Regions from separate parts of the Homo sapiens genome. Here regions 1, 2 and 4 are each linked to region 3. The links are chromatin loops, found by intact Hi-C in ENCODE. Cell type or tissue: endothelial cell of umbilical vein. All regions are shown on one strand. Region 1 has its middle 3.0 kb from the start of SPMIP3. Region 2 overlaps AKT3 (AKT serine/threonine kinase 3). Region 3 overlaps LOC105373262 (a long non-coding RNA gene). Region 4 overlaps PLD5 (phospholipase D family member 5).

Region 1 (5,000 bases), 51 kb before region 3:
CTATATAGAAGCAAGCCATAACCTGAGAAGAAGAGAGTGGCAAAAATATTTATTCTGACCAACCTCTGTCAAAACCAAACCAAACCAAAACGAAACACTGGCATTTTTTTTTCTTTTTTTTTTTTTGTGATGGAGTCTCTGTTGCCCAGGCTGGAGTACAGTGCCACAATCTCGGCTCACTGCAAGCTCTGCCTCCCGGATTCAAGCGATTCCCCTGCCTCAGCCTCCTGAGTAGCTGGGACTACAGGCGCGTGCCACCACGCCCGGCTAAGTTTCTGTATATTAGTAGAGACGGGGTTTCACCACGGCCAGGATGGTCTCGATCTCCTGACCTCATGATCCTCCCGCCTCGGCCTCCCAAAGTGCTGGGATTACAGGCGTGAGCCACCACACCCAGCCAACACTGGCATTATCTACAGTAGGTTGTCCTGGAAACAGGGACACTTCTCACTTATATACAGTTTGCAGGTTAGAATGTAAAATATTTCCATAAGATTCCAGAAGGCACTCAGGAGAGACCAGGGGCCAGGCTGGGTTCCTGCTGGGAGCTTAACCTACATGGAACAGGCATAAAATAATGTAATGACAGAGTCTTGGTGACAGCATTTTGTTGAAAGCAGATAAGCTAGGGAAAACTTAAATAAATATATGAGGACAGAAGCAACAAACTGGAACCACACTAAGAGAAAGGATAAATTGGTTTGATTTGTTGAGTGAGCACCACACGTTTTTTTAGCTATTAGACACACACCATCTAGAATCTCCACCACCACCATGGAAGGAGATTCTCTTTTGAAAATGAAGTATTTCTATTTGAAATGAAGGCTAAGAGAAGAAGCTACGGAACTTGCCTAACAGTCACACAACGAGGCCGTAATGAATCTATGATTTGAATCCAGCTATTTGACGTCAAAGGCGTTTTAAGAGTAATAACCAGTATTCTTCACTGAGGAAAAAAAATGAACAAAAAATCCCCATGTTCTTTACGTAAGACATACCTGGCAATATAACAGAAAGTACAAAGAAGAAAGTTTCACTCGCGTTCGTGTGAAGAGACAACCAAACAGGCTTTGTGTGAGCGATAAAGCTTTTTAATCAGCTGGGTGCAGGCCGTCTGAGTCCGAAAAGAGAGTCAGCAAAGGGGAGATAGGGGTGAGGCCGTTTTATAAGATTTGGGTAGGTAAAGGAAAATTACAGTCAAAGGGGGGTTGTTCTCTGGCGGGCAGGAGTGGGGGTGACAAGGTGCTCCGTGGGGGAGCTTTTTGAGCCAGGATGAGCCAGGAGGAGGAATTTCACAAGGTAATGTCATCGGTTAAGGCAAGGACCGGCCATTTTCACTTCTTTTGTAGTGGAATGTCATCAGTTAAGGCAGGAACAGGCCATTTAAATTTCACTTCCTCTGTGATTCTTCAGTTACTTCAGGCCATCTGGATATATACGTGCAGGTCACACCAGCAGGCTATCAGTAAAGTCCTCCTTACCGGTGGGAGGTGGAGTAGGGCTAGCCCCTGGCATTCTGTAGGGAAGCAAGTGTTAAAACTTTCACTTAAGCCGGGCGTGGTGGCTCACGCCTGTAATCCCAGCACTTTGGGAGGTCAAGGCGGGCGGATCACCTGAGGTCGGGAGTTCGAGACCAGCCCGGCCAACATGGTGAAACCCCCGTCTCTACTAAAAATACAGAATTAGCCGGGCGTGGTGGCGCATGCCTGTAATCCCAGCTACTCGGAAGGCTGAGGCAGGAGAATCGCTTGAATCCGGGAGGCAGAGCTTGCAGTGAGCCGAGATCGAGCCATTGCACTCCAGCCTGGGCAACAAGAGCAAAACTCCGTTTCAAAAAAAAAAAAAAAAAAGTTTCACTTACAGCACAAAAGGACAGAGTAGGAGGAGGAGGAAGCAACTGGCAGGTGCAGTTTCTCAGGCATTTGAGAGGTTGGAGAAGTCATTATGAGAGTAATGAAACTGGCTGGTTCCTGATGAGTACAATCTATGCTTTGCAGTAAGACGGTAAACATCATCATTAATTTAGGCAAAGTGTGAAAGCAGGGCTCCCCCTTTGCAGCATACAGAGGGGCTCTCATTTCCTGCAGCAGGGGGGCAGGAAAAGATGAGAATTAGACTAAGGATTTAAATATAAGGGTAGTGGGGCCCCCGAGAAGAACCTGGCAAATCTGCTCTGCCAACATCATGGCTGAGTTTGGAAAGGATTGGTGACCTCAGATTTGGTTGAGGACAAAGAGGTCAATGCACTTGACGGCTTGCAAACTCAGATTCCTCTCTGTCCGGGGTTATTATTCCTCCCTGGCTTGACGGCTTGAAGATAATGCAGGGGTCGTCTCACCACCGCTTCAGGATTTACCATTTCCTCTGCTGGCCGCCAGACGATAATTAGATGGAGCAGCAACATGACCCGCAGGGGAAGTGCCTGACCCACTAAGAGAGGAAAGAAATGATGAGTCAAAGAAAAATAATCTGAATTTCAGTCAGAAGGAAAGATTAGACAAATTCAAACATTCTACAGCATAACTGGCCTGGACTCTTTAAAAATGATAAAGTCAAAAAAGATACCAGAAGGCTGAGAAACTCTTCTAGATTAAAAGAGAACAAGAGATATGACAAAGAAAAGCAATCCGTCCTCTTGGGCTGGGTCCTGGCCCAGACTGGGAAGTCCCCTGCCGCAGAGCCCGATGCACTTTCTGGAGGCCCTCTTGAGGACCAAGGTCCTATTCCCCAGCTGAAAGCTTTGCCTGCTCCTAGATCATAGTTCACTTATGTGCCAAGAATTGGCATTACCCAAGATTACACACCCTTCCTGGGGTAGCCCATGTCCAAAGATTGATTAACACGGGGATACAAAAGTCCAGCCTTCTTGCTTGAATTTGGGACATCTCTGGAGTTCCATTCTAGTTTCAGAGCTTTCCGTGGCATTGGCTGACGCATCTGAAGTAAGTGACTCATAGTTCAGCTTCTCCCTTTGCCAAATCCTGTTTTCTTCACTCCCTTCCACGTGTTGCTACACAAGCACGCCCCGATAGACCACTTCCCAACAGACTGCTTCATGAAAATTTCCATCTCAGAGTGTGGAGCCCAGGAAACCCTGTCTAAGAGACCAACTCAAGGCCAAAGGACCTCCCCCTTCAAAAGAACTGCAACCCTGCCGTTTTCCATCTGTCTCCGGTCAAATGTTGCGATGTTTACACTGGAGCAGGTACACCATGTGCTTTGGGGGTAGGGGAGGGAATGAAGAAGATGGTGGCTAAAGAGCATTCCGTCAGCCATTCCATCCCATTATTCCATTAGACCCATGGTCACGTGCACCTGTAGTCCCAGCTACTCAGGAGGCCAAGTGGCAGGAGGATCGATTGAGGCCAGGAGTTCGAGACCAGACTAGGCAACATAGTGAGACCCTGTCTCAAAAACAATTTTTTGGCTGGACATGGTGGCTCACACCTGTAATCCCAGCACTTTGAGAGGCCAAGGCGGGTGGATCATGAGGTCAGGAGATCGAGACCATCCTGGCTAACACGGTGAAACCCCGTCTCTGCTAAAAATACAAAAAATTAGCCGGGCTTGGTGGTGGGCACCTGTAATCCCAGCTACTCCAGAGGCTGAGGCAGGAGAATGGCGTGAACCCGGAAGGCGGAGCTTGCAGTGAGCCAACATCATGCCACTGCACTCCAGCCTGGGCGACAGAGAGAGACTCCGTCTCAAAAAAAAACAAAACAAAAAACATTTTTTTTATTTACAAAAGCCACATTTTGCAGAACTATCTGACATAATATTCTCAATGACAATTTAAAAATGTCTCTTTATCAGACACACAATACATAGTGTTTAAGGAGAACCTGCCAGGTACTCATTCCTGTACTGGCCAGCTGGGAGTGAGGAAATTCTAGGAGACGTGGAGACGATCATAGGCCAAAAGTGCAGCTCTGCACCTTGGCTATAAAACAGGGCAATAAAACCTACCACATGAGGCTCATTCCCAACGGGATTACAAGCAGAATGTCTGTGACAGCACTTTGTTGTTTGCAAATGTTAGTTATAATTATATAGTACAGCCATAAACCTCAAAAAGCTATGTAGACTGGGAGGTCACACTCTGACTCATTGACATAAACTGTCCTTTGGGACAATTGCATATTGGATATTCTCCTCAGACCTTTTTTCACTTTCCCCTGGATTTTTTTATTGTAAATTGACCATTTATAATTGTATAATCAAATATTTTATTGAGAAAATTTCAAACTTACAGAAAAGTTGAAAGAATACAACAAGCGTTCATGTACCTTCAACCTAGTTTCACCAATTTTTAATATTTTCACATTATATAATTTTTTTCCGAACCATTTGAAAGTAGACATCATGACAGTTAATTCTAAATATTTCAGCATGCATTTCCTAAGAATAGGAACATTTTCTGTTAACCCCAGTGGGCTGTCTCATCTAAGAAAAGTAACACTAATTTTATAATACCATCACATATACAGTCCAAATTTGAATTTTTGTAAATGACCCACAAATGTTTTTCGAAATGTATCTTTTCTTCCTCTCTTATTTTCAGTGACCCATGATCGAATCACATTCTATTCGGTTATTATGTCTCTGGCCTCTTCTAATCTATTTCCCCTCATTCTTTTGTTTACTTTTCATGATAATAACTTGGTTTAAAGAGTGTGTGCCAGTTGTAGAATGTCTCACAGTCAATTTTTTTCTCATTTGCTCATGATAAGATTCTAAGGAAACACTGTTGGCATGAGTACCCCATGTGGGAATTTGTGGCATACTGTATACCTTTAAAGACCTTATCAAGGACTTAAATAGAGTTCTTTTGGTTTTAAGTTACAAAAATAATCACTATTAACTTGATAAAAAAATTAACTTCTTGGAAGGCAGTTTATTGGAGTGGACTATAGAATTGAAGGAAGGACGGGACTCACCATGCCTCAAGGAGGCAGTACCAGGTCAGGTCTTGGGATCCCAGAAGCAGGGGTTCATGGTCC
Region 2 (5,000 bases), 550 kb after region 3:
GATTCTTTGCTGCTAATTTTCCAGAAGTCCTTCTCTTTCAGAGTCTTTTTTTTTTTGAGAAGCATTTAAGAAAATTATGTTGAGTTTGGTGTAAATTAGAGTTGTGACAAATTATAGAGCAGTTTTCACAAGTAAAATTGGGCCAGTTAGCTCAGAATTAGAAAATTAATCTTTTTCCAAAGCATTATCTCACTTTCTGTGTGTTTGTAGTGTTTATAGACTGATAGTATCAGTACCAACAGCTAAAACAAAAGTCAGTTTTTTTTCTTTTAAAAAACATTATTTCTTTTTAATGAACAGTTATTGAAGTATTGGCCTTAATTGGCTAGGTGTGGTGGCTCATACCTGTAATCCCAGCACTTTGGGAGGCCGAGGCGGGCAGATCACCGGAGGTCAGGAGTTTGAGGTCAGCCTGGCCAACACAGTGAAACTCCGTCTCTACTAAAAATACCAAAATTAGCCAGGTGTGATGGCAGGCACCTGTAGTCCCAGCTACTCGAGAAGCTGAAGCAGGAGAATCACTTGAACCCAGGAGGCAGAGTTTGCAGTGAACTGAGATTGTGCCACTGCACTCCAGCCTGGGCGACAAAGGGAGACTCTGTCTCAAAAAAAAAAAAAAAAGATTAGCCTTAATCAACAAGCATTTACTAATAACTTACCGGTAAAGAGTAGTATATTCAGATTTAAAACATTTTGAAGAAATGCCCAGAAGTGGAGGACAAAGGCATTGAGCTTGCTGTCCTTGTAAAATACCGTGTGTGCGTGCGTGCGTGTGTGTGTGTGTGTGTGTGTGTGTATACGTGCATGCATGTGAGAGGGGAGAGAAGGTGGGAGAAGGAGGCATACAGTAGTTGCAAGTTAACATAATAGAGAATTTTTAAAACCTTAGGACACATCTAAAGATGATACAAAATGTATGTTAATGCAAGATAAAATTTGGTTTATTAGGGACAGTGAATTATGATTTGAAATAATTGGGGCAAATTTAACCAAGTAGGGTTAAAGCATTACTTTGAAGGAAAGGAGGGTATTAAGCAGTACATAATTTTGAGCTAAATTCATAGGCAAATCAATTTCTATTTAGAAACTGAAGCACTTTCTTTATAAAAGCATGACTTCGCCTCTTTATTTGCTCAAGTATATATGAGGCCATATTGCATTTAGCCTATATGAGAAGGAGAAGAAAGCAGAGAAGGAGTTATGAGGGAGATTGGAAGAGAATAAAAAGATCACTTCACTTTAGATGCCAAGCAAGAGCAATTATTACAGCATTATTTCAGGATTCAAGGACAACAAGGCCTGTAAAGAGGCCACTGATAACCTCATTGGTGACTTTGTGGAGATCAGTAGTAGTGATGGTAAATAGCAAATTGGCAGGAGTTGAAGAGTGAATGGATACTGAAGAAATGGAGACAGTAATCATAGATTTTTCTTCTGAGTTATTTTTTGATAAAAGGAAAGAAAATAGATTACAGCAAGCCAAAGAAAGATGATTTTTGGATGGGATGTTTTGAGCATATTCATAGGTTGAAGGAATGGAGTCAAAATACAGAGGGAAATTCAGAAAGATCCAAGAGAGAGATTCATCATTTGACATAATCAAATCTTAGATGACAGTAAAGATGGGACACAAGAAAGAGGGGTTAGTTCTTGAAAACTAGAATGTATATGACTTCCTTTGTTATAAGTAAAGGGGGTATTCTGAATGTTTGAAGTAGAGAGCTGGGAAGTTGAAGTTATTCACGTTTAATGGTTTCCCTGCTTTCTAGGAAGTAGGGATATTATAAAATGAGAAAGATGGGGTTGGGGGAGAGGGGTTTGAAGAGGGATAAAGAAGATGTGGCATGATTCCTTTAGAAAACAATCATGATCAAGTCAACTAGAGATGAATGAAATAATTTCCCAGGTTTGCATGAATTATGATAGATTTATTTGGTTTAGTTTCGTGATTTAGTATAGCAGTACTCAGAAGAGTTCCACATAAAATGGATTATATCATATACCTAGGATGGAGACTGATAAGATGTGTATAATGAAAGAAAAAGTGGATTAGAAAAATATAGAATGATCAGGGATTCCATAGAATGAGACAAGTAGAAGGGAACTTTTCAACTGAGAAAATAGGGAGAGAATGAAGGACTAGAAGTGGTAAGGAAAAGGAAGGAGGAAGTTCAGTAGAACTGAGGAAATTATAATATTAGCTTAAAATATTAAAGTATTCATGCAACAGTGTGTGAGGGCCTGCCATATGCTAGGTACTGTTCATTTGTATTTACAACAGATGAAGTACCAAGTAGTACTTCAATGGAGTTGCCACTAGATGTCACTCTGATTCGTATGGTAAGGCTAACCTTGACACGTACTCAAGATTGGGGCTTTGAAAGTCAGACCTGTATAAACAGGCAATTTTTAATAGCCTATGCAGATCAATTATTATCCAGAAATCTTATTCATATAACTAAACTACTTTTGAGAGAATATTCTCATGAGAACAAAACCTCTCAAATTTGAAAACTTCAAGTTATTAATACTGTGTTTGCATTATTGATTTATTTTTATTATCTTAATCACACTAAATAGTATTTCTCAGTGAACTTTAACATTTTCTGAAATTCTACATTAAAGTTTGTGAATTTATTTTCTTTATATTGTTTTATTTACTTATCTGCTGAATTGGTTCTGGTTTTATAGGGACTAATGAATTTTTATAAGCACTAATAAAGCTGCTTCTTTCTAAGTGGTGAAGATTGTGCATGTGAACACCAAAGTTGTGAGTATAGTTTTACACTGTGTGGCCTTCCTATCAACTAGAAGGAAGAACACTGTCTATCCAACTCTTGTTTTTTTTTTTAAGTCCCATTCTTGTTTTCTGTTCAATCAGTATAGCTTTGCCTCTTTATCTTCATGTTGAAATAAAGGGTCATGTTTAGAAAGCTTGTCAGAATTCCTGCCTATCCACAATTTTTTACAACTTGGTTCTTTCAAAACTCTGAACAATTTTGGATAGCTATGCAATATAAATATTAAAACACAAAAAACCAGACACACCAGCAAACCATGTTGATTTCCACTGAATCATATAAACAATACCCAGGCATGCTATATGTTTTAAAAGATATATTTATGTTTGTGTATCTTTTAATTTTTTCTTCATTTGACAGGGGAAAGATGTGAGATTATACAGCATTGCTAGAACCGTTGGGCCTTAGTATAAAACAATTTACAGGTCATTATGGTTGAAAAAGCATAGCATCACATTTTTTGCATGTGCTATGCCTAGGTATATTTCAGTGCTTGCTTCAGACATCGTTTCATTACTGACTCTTACCGATCCTTGTTATTCATTATGGTGTTAAGTAATTTTTAGCCATGTTTGCAAGAAACCTATACTATGTCTTAAGTGAACTGTCTTACATTTATCCCTTTTGATTTTTTTTGTGTTTATGGATAAAGTCAGTTTACAATAAGTTTAATGTGGTTTTCTATGGTAATTCCCAATGTGATACTAAGAGTTTCATTTGCAAAGGTACCTATTTACTAAGCATGTTGTTAGGTGACATTTTGGTCTGTTCATTGAAGATATCTCCCTTTAATCTCTTCATTGTGTCTTGGGAAAGAAGTCATTTTGCTTTGGACAAGTGAACGTGAACATGCTGCATTTACTGGGCTGTACTGGGTAGAATACAAGTACAAGAGAGAAGGTCAGTTACAACTTAGCAGCAATGGCAATGTAATTTTACTTTCCCCAAATTTTGTTGAAGCAGTCATTAAGAATTACACTCTATAATAAAAAAAGCATGAAAATATGATGCAGAAATCTCCGTTAATGAAATTCCTCTTGAAATTATCCTCTAATTCCCTTTTAATTCTCAAATTCACTTTGCCGTATAACTTTCAAAATGAAACTTCTGACATTTTTGTTTGTTCTTGGAAAAAGTGTTCATTTCTTTGCAGTTTTACGGTGAAAATAATATCCTATATTTCTTTTTAGGAATATATTCCTTTGTTGTGCTAGGAACAGTAAGTTTATTTAGATAATAGCCATCTACACTCTCTATCTCTAATCCCCAAAGGCCTTAACCTCCATTAGGAATAAATGTAGATTTTTGTTTGCTTGAAATAGCTTCCTGGGCATGTAAAAACCCCTTTGACATCATTATTTAGGGGCTCCCATCCTCCCAATGGAATCACAGCCTAATACAAAAACTTTGCAGCTGGTGAGCTCCCAAAGCCCCTTTTGATGATTGTTGTTAAACTCAGCATGGCAGCTTGCAGTTGTTCCTTTCCTGTACTGCCCCCCACCCCCCATGTTCATGTTCTTCATGACAATAAGAATTCTCCAGAGGTAAAACACAGGGCTGAAAATTTCTGATGTCTCCTTCATCCTCTGTTTCTTCTCATTCATTTCCATTCTAAGCATATTTATAAAGTTTAGTGGAGATTATCAAGGGAAAGATTCGTTCTCTCTCTGTCTCTAATAAACTAATTTCTTTAAAAACAAACAATTGAATATGAAAGCATTGAATATGCAGAGGTTATGAGACCCCTCATCTTTTCTGTAGAGTATGTTAGTTTCAGGTACATTAGAAATCAGAGGTCCTGGCTGTGACTTAGTTCAAACTTGGAAGTTTCTTATGTCATACTGTGTTCTTTATTGATAAAGTGAGGGGACAAATAACCCAAGCAAGTGGTAATTAAATGATTCATTAACTCAGTGACACACTAATTGACCAGAAATTTTCTCTAAAGTTTTTGTTCTAACTTTAACTGGCTGTATCAAGTATAGGCTTATGTTGGTATTATTTAGGGGAAAAAACATTTATCACTCAAGATAAAGCATGTTTAGCTCATTGAAATGTAAAGACAGAATACATTTTAATAGAACAATTACATATGATATGATTTAGATATTATGAAAATAACAACCATAATTGAGAAAGATCTAAAAAGACCTGGGACTGATAGGCAAGTTAGAAATGGACGTTAAATTATTGAAAAAA
Region 3 (5,000 bases):
ACCGGCCTCGGCCTCCCAAAGTGCTGGGATTACAGGCAGGAGCCACCGCGCCTGGCCTCCCTAGACTTTTATGAAGTGGAACTCTGCCCAGTGCTGTAGGAAGCAACGGGAATCTGCAGTCAGGCAAGCCTGGGATTTTAAATCCTAGTTTTCTACTTTCTAGCTGTGTGTCCTTGGGCAGATTATTCTTTGAGCATCTATTTCATCCCCTTTAACACACGCGTAACAAGGTAAACCTCACAGGGTTGCAGCAAGTGTCAAGTCAGTGAGCGAAGAAGCTCTTCCTTTCCTATGAAAGTCAGGATGACCGATCTTGGGCTGCTTTTAAATTCCCATTCCTCCAGAAGCAAAGGTCCAGTGCAGATTTGGCAAAGACTCCGAGAAATGACCTTGTTTTTCTATACTGAGAAACTTTCTTAGGAAAACAGTAGATATTAGGGAGAAGGTGAAGCCAAGGGCAAGAGAAAATGCAGCATAAACTTCCCATGACTGAGTGAGCTGCAGAAAACTGATAAGGAATATAGTTTACCCCTTTTTTGAAAGAAGAAACAAATAACTTCGTATTACAGGAATTCCATACTTCAGTGTGTAATTAAGTGGATTCTGGCAGAAAGAATCTGGGATTCTGGAGTCTAATCCTTATTCTGAAAACCGCTTCATTTCAATTTCTAGTTTTCCTTGCTTGTTAATGCCTAGGTTGTGTTGTAAATCACAGGATCTTTAGGGAAAATAAAAAAGTACTGGAAAAACCTGGGCAGGCTAACAGGGCAGGCTCTGACTGCCATTGTCACCTGTGACACCCTGTCTCTAGTCTGGGAACACATTCTCTCTCTCTCTTTTTTTTTTTTTTTGAGATGGAGTCTCGCTGTCGCCCAGGCTGGAGTGCAGTGGCACAATCTCAGCTCACTGCAACCTCCACTTCCCGGGTTCAAGCAATTCTCCAGCCTCAGCCTCCTGAGTAGCTGGGACTACAGGTGCCCAACACCACGCCCGGCTAATTTTTGTATTTTTGGTAGAGACGGGGTTTCACCATGTTGGCCAGTCTGGTCTTGAATTTTTGGCCTCAGGTGATCTGCCCACCTCAGCCTCCCAAAGTGCTGGGAGTACAGGTGTGAGCCACCGTGCTAGGGACACATTCTCTTTCCTGTGTGGTGGTTTTCACTTGAAGCAAGAACCAGTTATCCCCCTTCTCCTGAGAAATGACAAGCCTGTATTTTGGCAAATATGTTGGTTTGCAAATCTGTTGCAAAACAGATTTCGGTGGTGGTGGTGGTGGGGTGGGCGCTCCCCAGCCCATCCTGGGAGGTTTTATTACAAAAATAACTAATTCAAGGACCTCCTTGTGGCTGGGCGCGCTGGCTCACGCCTGTAATCTCAGCACTTTGGGAGGCTGAGGCGGGCGGATCACGATGTCAGGAGATGGAGACCATCCTGGCTAACACGGTGAAAACACGTCTCTACTAAAAATACAAAAAATTAGCCAGGCGTGGTGGCGGGCGCCTGTAGTCCCAGCTACTCGGGAGGCTGAGGCAGGAGAATGGCGTGAACCCGGGAGGCGGAGCTTGCAGTGAGCCGAGGTCGCGCCCCTGCACTCCAGCCTGGGCCACAGAGCAAGACTCCGTCTCAAAAAGAAAAAAAAAAAAAAAAGAACCTCCTTGTAAGTCAGCCTCTCCCAAAGGAGGACATGGAGGGCCAGGCTAGTCCTAGAGTCTCTAGCAGGGCCACTTCCCTGAAGTTTTGTTCCTTGCTGGCTTAGCCCAAATAAACAGACCACTCTTCCTGTAGCGCTAAAAAGTCACTCGATGGCTTTCTGTTTCAGATTTGGTTTCAGAAGGGTTTTGTCAGCTTTCTGTAAACTGCGTCTGTAATTGAGGCCGGCCGCCTCCAGGTGGCACCAGTGTGCCGTCCCACGCTGAGTCTGCTCTGAGAATCAAGACGTTTCACTACCGCCCAATTCATTTGAGGAACTACTGCCAAGATGCATCTTCCTAACGATTTCTCTGCCCAGAGCCCTTCAGAGGCTTCCTGTTGTCTGCTAGATAAAGCCAAGCTATCAGTGCTCTCAGCCTGAGAGCAAGCTGAGATGCAGTCTTGTCTGAGTCTGCAGGGTGGTGGGAGAAGAGGCATGGGGCTTTTTGGTTGCAGTAGAGGGAGGAGATTGTTTGAGAAATGGGGGGAAAGAACTGAAACAACCAAAACAATGAGAGTGAAAAGGAACCACGACACCAGTGTCATGGACTTGTGTCTCTGCAGAGAAGCAGGGCATGTCGAAACTGCAAGCTTTTCGTTTCTCTCTCTCTCTCTCTCTCTGTCTCCTTTTTTGGAGTCTCGCTCTTGTTGCCCAGGCTGGAGTGCAGTGGTGCGAGCTCACCTCAATGCAACCTCCGCCTCCCGGCTTCAAACAATTCTCCTGCCTCAGCCTCCCGAGTAGCTGGGATTATAGGCGCCCGCCACCATGCCCGGCTAATTTTGTATTTTTAGCAGAGACAGGGTTTCACCATGTTGGTCAGGCTGGTCTCGAACTCCTGACCTCAGGTGATCCACCCGCCTCGGCCTCCCAAAGTTCTGGGATTACAGGTGTGAGCCACCACGCCCAGCCTAAAACTGCAAGCTTTTCACACAAGACCCAGGACTTACATTTTTTAGTGCTCACTAACACAAGTAATAAAATGTGACACAGAGGGAGGGAGGGAGGAGAGGGGCTTTCTCCTCTACCTTTACAAGAAACACAGTGAAACCGCTTTGCAAAAATTAGGTCAGTGAGAGAACTATGGCAGTGAGGGAGATCTGATCTAGCCAACCCTCATCTTGCCTTTAGCCTTCAAGTTGCCATTAATTGTTAATATTTCTGGGTGTAGGCCAAGCTAACTTTGAGAGTTAAATGATAATAGCCCTTTCCCCAAAGTCAGCTGCTTTTGTAAAAGTAATGAGAGACCACCAGGCTAGCAGGGTAGAGGAGCCTGAATTCTGCTAAGGTGTAGACATAAATGATTGCCAACCATTATTCTGCAGGTCATAAGATTTGCAACCTCCCAGATTACTCCTGCAGATAATATCACCGTTATAGAGCCTAAGATTGGCCTTTGGGATATCTTTTCAGTCTTTTTTTTTGATGTCTGACACTCATGCCTCCACCTAGACCCACTGACCCCTCCTGTGGCCCCACCCACAAAGGACTCAGGCACAGGAGGACCATTTCCCACACCCCTATGATTGCACCCCCAGCCAATCAGCAGCAAGCACCCATTGCCCAGACACCTCCATCCCTTCTCCCAAACTACCCTTCAAAAACTCCTAACCTCTGAGCCTTCAGTGAGGTCGATTTGAGTGATAACTCCATCTCCCATGTGGCATGACTGACCTCGAGTCAATTAAACTCTTTTTATTTTTTTGAGACGGAGTGTTGCTGTGTCACCAGGCTGGAGTGCAGTGGGGCGATCTCAGCTCACTGCAACCTCCACTTCCAAACAATTACTCTATCTCAGCCTCCCGAGCAGCTGGAACTACAGGTGCGCACCACCACACCTGGCTAATTTTTGTATTTTAGTAGAGACTTGGTTTCACCATGTTGGCCAAGATGGTCTCGATCTCCTGACCTTGTGATCTGCAATGCTGTGGTCTCTGTGAATGGATTTTGTTTGTGTAGTGGGCAGGAAGCACCCATCGGGTGGTTATAACAGCATGACTCTAGGCTTGCCACACAGCTGTGACGGTGGCACACAGCAGCCCTCAAATGGCTTCACAAGCAAAAAACAACAGAGGGGCCCAGGGCCAAGGAACGTGAGAGAACTCTTTATGAGCTTAAACGACAAAACCCAAGATCCCCGAAACACTTGGAGAGGATTTTGCAAAGTTAGATCTCCTCTATCAAGGATGTTGGGATAAGAGTCAATGAAATAGAATTTTGGTGGCTGCTGGGGGCCCATCAGCACCTACTAGCTGGAGAGCCAGAGTGGCATGTATTTCATCTTCCCGGGAGGTTTTATTACTGACATTACTCCAGAACCTCCTTATAAATTGGCCTCTCCTGGACACTTGCTCTTTTAGGATTAAAAAACAACTTTGTTATTATTCTCTTTCTACCACTGCCTTCAAATAAAGCTATTTTTCTCCATTCCTGGACAATCTCTTGGACGAGGGCTACAACTCAGTCAGGCACAAAAGTACCAAGCTTTTGAATATTGGAATCGCCTCACTTTTCAATCTAAGGACAGAGCTTCAGTCTTTCAGCCAGTTCATTGCTGCTTTTGCAGCCGTATCTTCTATCACTTTTTTTATTTTTATTTTTTCAAGTGAACACTTAATTTTCCATCCATTTCTTTTCTTCTTTCTCTCTCTCTCTTTTTTAAAATTAATTAATTAATTAATTTTTTTTGAGGCAGTCTCACTCTGTCACCCAGGATGGAGTACAGTGGTGCAATCTCAGCTCACTGCAACCTCCACCTCCTGGGTTCAAGCGATTCTCATGCCTTAGCATCCTGAAGAGCTGGGATCACAGAAACATGCCACTGCACCCGGCTAACTTTTGTATTATTATTATCATTATTATTATTATTATTTTGGTAGAGGCAGGGTTTCATCACGTTAGCCAGGCTGGTCTCGAACTCCTGACCTCAAGTGATCCACCCACCTTGGCCTCCCAAAGTGCTGAGATTACAAGCATGAGCCACCGTGCACGGCCTCCATCCACTTCTGAGAGTGACATTGCAGTGTTTGAGCCAAGATTCCAGTCTTTGGGCCTACATATACTATCTTCCCCTTCCTGCTCCCAGTCCTCAGAGTTTCCTGTTTGCTTTTTATTTCTTTTCTTTTCTTTTTTTTTGTCTCAAGATCTGTTTGTGGACTCCAGAGCTTCCTTGTTTCATTGGGAGGCCGTGTGGTAAGACGTGAAGACACAGGATGGGCATGTTGCTGATCTGGCGATTCCCTGCTAGCCCTGTGTCTTATCTGCTGTGTGACTGAACAAATCACATGTCCTCCACGATCTTGGCTCCTTTACC
Region 4 (5,000 bases), 1.8 Mb after region 3:
GACCATATATTAGATCTTTCCACCATACTTCTCTTCCTCGGTTTACTGTAGGATGGTTACCAAAGAAATGTTTTTCGGCAGCAGTAACAGAACTAGATTTAGGAATATTAAGAAAATTTAACGTGAGCAATGCCAGTTTAGTTGTATGTGAGGGGTAGACAACTCCTTATCCCCCTCTTTTTGTTTAAGTAATTGTAATTTTGAAGTTCTCTTACTTCTTTCTACAATAGCTTGGGCTTGTGGGCTCTAAGGAATACCAGTAATATGTTTAATATGCCACTGATCAAGCAAATTTTTAAAAGCTTTACTACAATAGGCTGGACCATTGTCTGTTTCGAGTTCACTAGGAATTCCCATCACCACAAAACATGAAAACATATGTTTTTTAACATGAGACGTGGCTTCTCCGGTTTGACAGGGAGCCCAGAGACCCCCTGGATAAGTGGATGATGGAATTTATTTAGAGAAACAGAATAAGCGAGAGTGTTCTCGGCAGCTTTTGTCATGTTTTATCATAGAGATTTTCCTTTTTGCAAAGCTAGAGACATTCTTGTTTTCCCATTCAACTGCGCATATGGAAGGAATTAGGAAATAGTGTTACGGACGCAGTGTCGGGCGGGGATTTTGGTAACCTGAAGAGCACTCACTCCTTCTGAAAAGAAAGCTGCTTCTGGACTCCAGGTCTGTGTTCCAGCGTGGAAATGCAGTCTCACAGGGGCCAGATCTTCTGATGTTTCAAAAGAAATCAGAAAACTAGATTTTAATGAAGTCCTCCCCACCTTTTGTTCACAACACAGCAGAAGCCAATATTCATCCCTCAGGTGGCCAGTTTGCAGTCTCTGATATAGACCATCACCAAACAAATGATACCTTTTATAATGCCTAATATCAATCATGGACAGCTCACACAGTAATTCTAAATATGCAAACTTGCTTGCTGACTTGCGCACTCAGCCTGCAGGTGTTTCAGTCACTTTAAATCTAAACAGATTTTATTTTCTTTTTAGAGTTCTTTAGGGCAGCACTGTCCAGTAGAAAGTTCTGCAATGATGGGCATGTTCTAAATGTGTGCCTTTCAGTCCAGTCGCCACCAGCCACATGGGACTCTTGAGCATTCGAGATGTGGCTAGTGTGACTAAGGAACTGGATCTTAAATTTTATTTAATCTGAATTAATTAAAACTTTGTAAATCGTCACCTGTAGCCAGTGGCTAGCAAGCCTTATCTGAAGGTCTCTACCATTCTCATCCCCTCAGAAACCCAGCTCAGAGTCACTGAATGGAACCAAACTAATGCATGCTTTTGATTGCAAGGCGGAGTAAGGAGGGGAGGGAACAGATCCACTCCAACCTTGGTTGGGGTCAGGAGAAAATTCCATGTACCTAAATATATGAAGCTTATAAATCAAGCTGACACACTCTTAAATAAAATATGTTCCCATCCTTCTACCTGTGAAGTATTTCTTTGTAATGTCCTGGAAGGACAGGTTCAAATTTAGAATTCCTGGACTCCTAGGTCTCTGCCCTGGGGCACAGTGGCATGGGGGGAGCTGGCCCTTCTGTCCCCACCCCGGCTCTATCCCGCACCACAACTGGTGTAGCACACCTGCCTGGACAGAGTGGAACTTTACATAACTGCGGTTCAAGGACCATCTTTGGGACACTTCTGTTGATCAGATCTCTTTTCTCCCTCATGGCTGTAGCTGCATTTGACTTTAAGACACCTTACACAGCCTTGTAGAAATGCCATATAAAGTGAGCTCCTGTATTGATTTGGGCATGAAGCTCCCTTCTGGGACAAGTGCTATGTCTGATTGATGCCTTCTGGGAGTCCATATAAGCGCCTACTTCATTGCCTACAAATTGAAGGATAATCACTTTTCTAAACAGGCTTGCACTGAATTCTTCAGAGGCAAATTAGAACTGAACCTGGCTGCTGCCTTTAAGGTGTGTAAGACCTGAAACAAGGAATGGGTACAGGTGTGACTTTGGTCAAAGGTTAATAAGGAGATTTCACTTCATTAAGCTGCTTGTTTCACCATCACTAAATCTCTTTGGCAACCTGCCTCAGAAGACTTCTTACTTGGGACGGTCCTTTATGTCAAAAAAATTGGGGCGTAGAAGATAAATTACAGGTTGCTTTTAATTCAGGTATAAATCAATCCAGTGAGCTCCATGTGATGAAAGTCATTAGTTAAAAAATCAAGTATCTTAATGCTTAGAATTTGCATCTGGATTATCTTCATCTAAATAAAGCCTTTCAAATGATTTGCAAATTCTGGCATTAAAATAGGTAAAAGAGAATAAACATAACAGTCACACTCCATGCACACATAGATGTATGTGAAAAACTTGAGCAGTTTGAGTTGGAGGGCAGCTTCTGAAGCTTATTTTGAACAACTGATTGATCACATTCGTTTCTGCTGGGAGGCATTTACGCCCGTATTTTTAACAGGTGATTAAAAAGTCATTTCTCCACTTGGAGAAAAAGCTGGAGAACTATACCCTGATTGTGCTGGGGCTCCCTCCTGTGGTAAAAAAGAAGAACAGGCACATACATAATTCCTGACAGCTGAAGAAAAGAAATAGATGGTCCCAGGGATAGAACCGGAAAGGGTAAACTGTGACGATCTGCAAAGATTCAGGGCATCCGGTCAGCTCTCTCTGTAATTCAGGCTTGTCTGGGAAACAAACTTCAAGCTTTCTGTTAGATATGTTAGACCCTGGAACACACTCTGATCTACAATGGCTGCTACCCTACTTAAGGGCACTCACATTTTACCACTCTCTCCTTAATTTCCTTTCTATTACAGCCACTTTTCAGCGTTAGAAACTCTTTTATGATTTCGTAGTTCATAATACCTTAATAGAAATTAATGTAAACATTTTACAGATGAAATATGTTTTCCCCTGTGTCTCTTTTCATATATGCAAATGCTTAGCAATCTTGGGTGGTTTTAGAAAGTGATGGTTTCTTTTTCTCAGTGCCTTGACCTCATTTTTTTCTTTTTTTTTCCTCTGCCAACATCAATTTAAGTCTATTGAAACAGAAACCTTTGAAACAGTATTAGAAGCTGAAAGCCATCCCTACATGCTTTATGACTGTTAGACTGAGTGGGTTTGCTTGAGATTAAATTTGCCTTTTTTTTTTTTTTGACACGGAGTCTTGCTGTGTTGCCCAGGCTAGAGTGCAATGCATGATCTCGGCTCACTGCAGCCTCTGCCTCCCAGGTTCAAGCGATTCTCCTGCCTCAGCTTCTCGAGTAGCTGGGATTACAGGTGACCGCCACCACACCTGGCGAATATTTTTGTACTTTTAGTAGAGACAGGGGTCTCACCATGCTGACCAGGCTGGTCTCAAACTCCTGACCTCAAGTGATCTGCCCACCTTGGCCTCCCAAAGTGCTGAGATTACAGGCATGAGCCACCGCAGCCAGCCTGAAGTTAAATTTGAAAGTATCATCTTGTCCATGTGACTCTTTTAAAGGGTCTCTAATCACCAGCGCACGTTGAGCTCTCCTAGCCCTGCTGCCTGAATTAGCTGCAACTGTGAGGCTGAGAAGGAGTGGGTGAGGCTAAACATATCCAATGGCCAGGCAAAAATACATAGGTAGTACAGGAAGATAGGACTAGGGGTTAAAACTGGTGTTGGGAGAGACAAAGAAAGATAAGCAGTTCACAACACTTTTCTTGTTTCTTTTATGAGAGAGGGGTGGACAGGTGTCATTCTGCAGCTATGGGATAAGTAGGAGCCTATGTCTCTGCATTTTCTCTAAATTCTATCCTAAAGGGGAGCCCTACATTGTGATAGTAGGGAGTGGGTGTCGCAGTGGCCATAGGGAGCTTCCAATCTCTAGGGACTACCTTTTTGGAATGGCAGGTACACTTTTCGTGAATGCAGGATGAGCATTTGAAAATTTTGAACAGGCAAATAATGAATACACTGTGTAGGGAGGTAATGATGTCTTGTTGGGCTTCTCAAAAACATTTCAAAGATCTTCTAAGGGTACAATAAAAATTTCATTAAAAAGATAAAATGCATTTGCTCATAAGAAAACACTAAATGAAATAGGTATTACTTATATGCATTTTGTCTTAGCCTATTTAGGCTGCTATAACAAAATGACCATAAACTAGGTAGCTTACAAACAAAGAAACTTATTTCTCCCGATTCTGGAGGCTGGAAAGTCCCAGATCAAGTCACTGGCAGATTTGATGCCTGGAGGACCTGCTTCCTGGTTCCTAGATGGTGCCTTCTCCCTGTGTCCTCACCTGGGGGAAGGGCAAGCAATCTCCCTTAGTCATGTTTGATAAAAGTACTAATCCCGTTCATGAGGGCTCCTCTCTCTTGATCTTGTCACCTTCTAAAAACACCACCTCCTAACACCATCGAGCTGGGGATTAGGTTTCAACATACGAATGTGGAGGGGGCCACAAACATTCTGACAATCGTGAAATTTGTAAAGGGATTTCTTTTTCCTTTGTCTTTTTCCTTTCACCTTTCCATGTTCAGAAGAGTGGGAATAGCCTTCCGCTGAGCATTTTACCTGCTTGGTCTCAGACTTTTCACTGTTGTACCTGGATTTTTAGTTGTTAGGGGTGTGTGGGAAGATAGGACCTAGGGGGTGCAGAGGAAAGGACTGGCTTTCCGGATGTCCACATCAGGGGTGGGGGGCAGGGTCTGGTTCGGCCACCCAGGCTGGTGTGCAGTGGCGCAATCTCAGCTCAGTGCAACCTCTGCCTCCTGGGCTCAAGCCATCTGCCCATCTCAGCCTCCTGAGTAACTGGGACTGCAGACACACGCCATTACACAAAGCTAATTTTTTTATTTTTTGTAGAGATGGAGTTTCACCGTGTTGCCTAGGCTGGTCTGGAACTCCTGGGCTCAAGCGATCCACCCGCCTCAGCTTCCTAAAGTGCTAGGATTATAGGCGTGAGTCATCGTGCCCAGCCTGGATGTCCACGTTTTTTAATGAAGGTATACGAACTACTATTTTATAGA

Evidence for each region. A loop is a pair of places that touch in the nucleus more often than their neighbours do. Peaks named below come from ENCODE experiments on the same cell type or tissue, not always from the same donor. Only the 100,000 strongest peaks of a DNase experiment are listed, where the experiment ranks them.
Region 1: a loop joins it to region 3, with 5 times the contacts of the local background. A loop is called at or near these places in 7 of 110 quality-filtered maps.
Region 2: a loop joins it to region 3, with 14 times the contacts of the local background. A loop is called at or near these places in 3 of 110 quality-filtered maps.
Region 4: a loop joins it to region 3, with 10 times the contacts of the local background. A loop is called at or near these places in 3 of 110 quality-filtered maps.

Annotation. Positions count from the first base shown.
Region 1 is chr1:244,347,168-244,352,167 of GRCh38, reverse strand. No RefSeq gene overlaps it. Among named protein-coding and RNA genes, the nearest start is that of SPMIP3, 3.0 kb to the left of the region's middle. RefSeq lists an enhancer at 1,524-1,583. In endothelial cell of umbilical vein, no CTCF peak of the experiment used is centred here; DNase peaks (open chromatin) are centred at 2,367, 2,947 and 4,797; H3K27ac peaks cover 2,636 bases.
Region 2 is chr1:243,746,205-243,751,204 of GRCh38, reverse strand. All of the region lies in intron 2 of AKT3 (AKT serine/threonine kinase 3), which reads left to right. Among named protein-coding and RNA genes, the nearest start is that of AKT3-IT1, 46 kb to the left of the region's middle. In endothelial cell of umbilical vein, a CTCF peak has its summit at 2,308 (motif pointing right); a DNase peak (open chromatin) is centred at 2,314.
Region 3 is chr1:244,296,525-244,301,524 of GRCh38, reverse strand. All of the region lies in intron 1 of LOC105373262 (a long non-coding RNA gene), which reads left to right. Among named protein-coding and RNA genes, the nearest start is that of SPMIP3, 54 kb to the left of the region's middle. RefSeq lists an enhancer at 1,734-1,803. In endothelial cell of umbilical vein, a CTCF peak has its summit at 1,884 (motif pointing right); DNase peaks (open chromatin) are centred at 404, 1,884 and 4,874; H3K27ac peaks cover 1,448 bases.
Region 4 is chr1:242,452,485-242,457,484 of GRCh38, reverse strand. All of the region lies in intron 1 of PLD5 (phospholipase D family member 5), which reads left to right. Among named protein-coding and RNA genes, the nearest start is that of PLD5, 70 kb to the left of the region's middle. In endothelial cell of umbilical vein, a CTCF peak has its summit at 2,550 (motif pointing left); no DNase peak of the experiment used is centred here.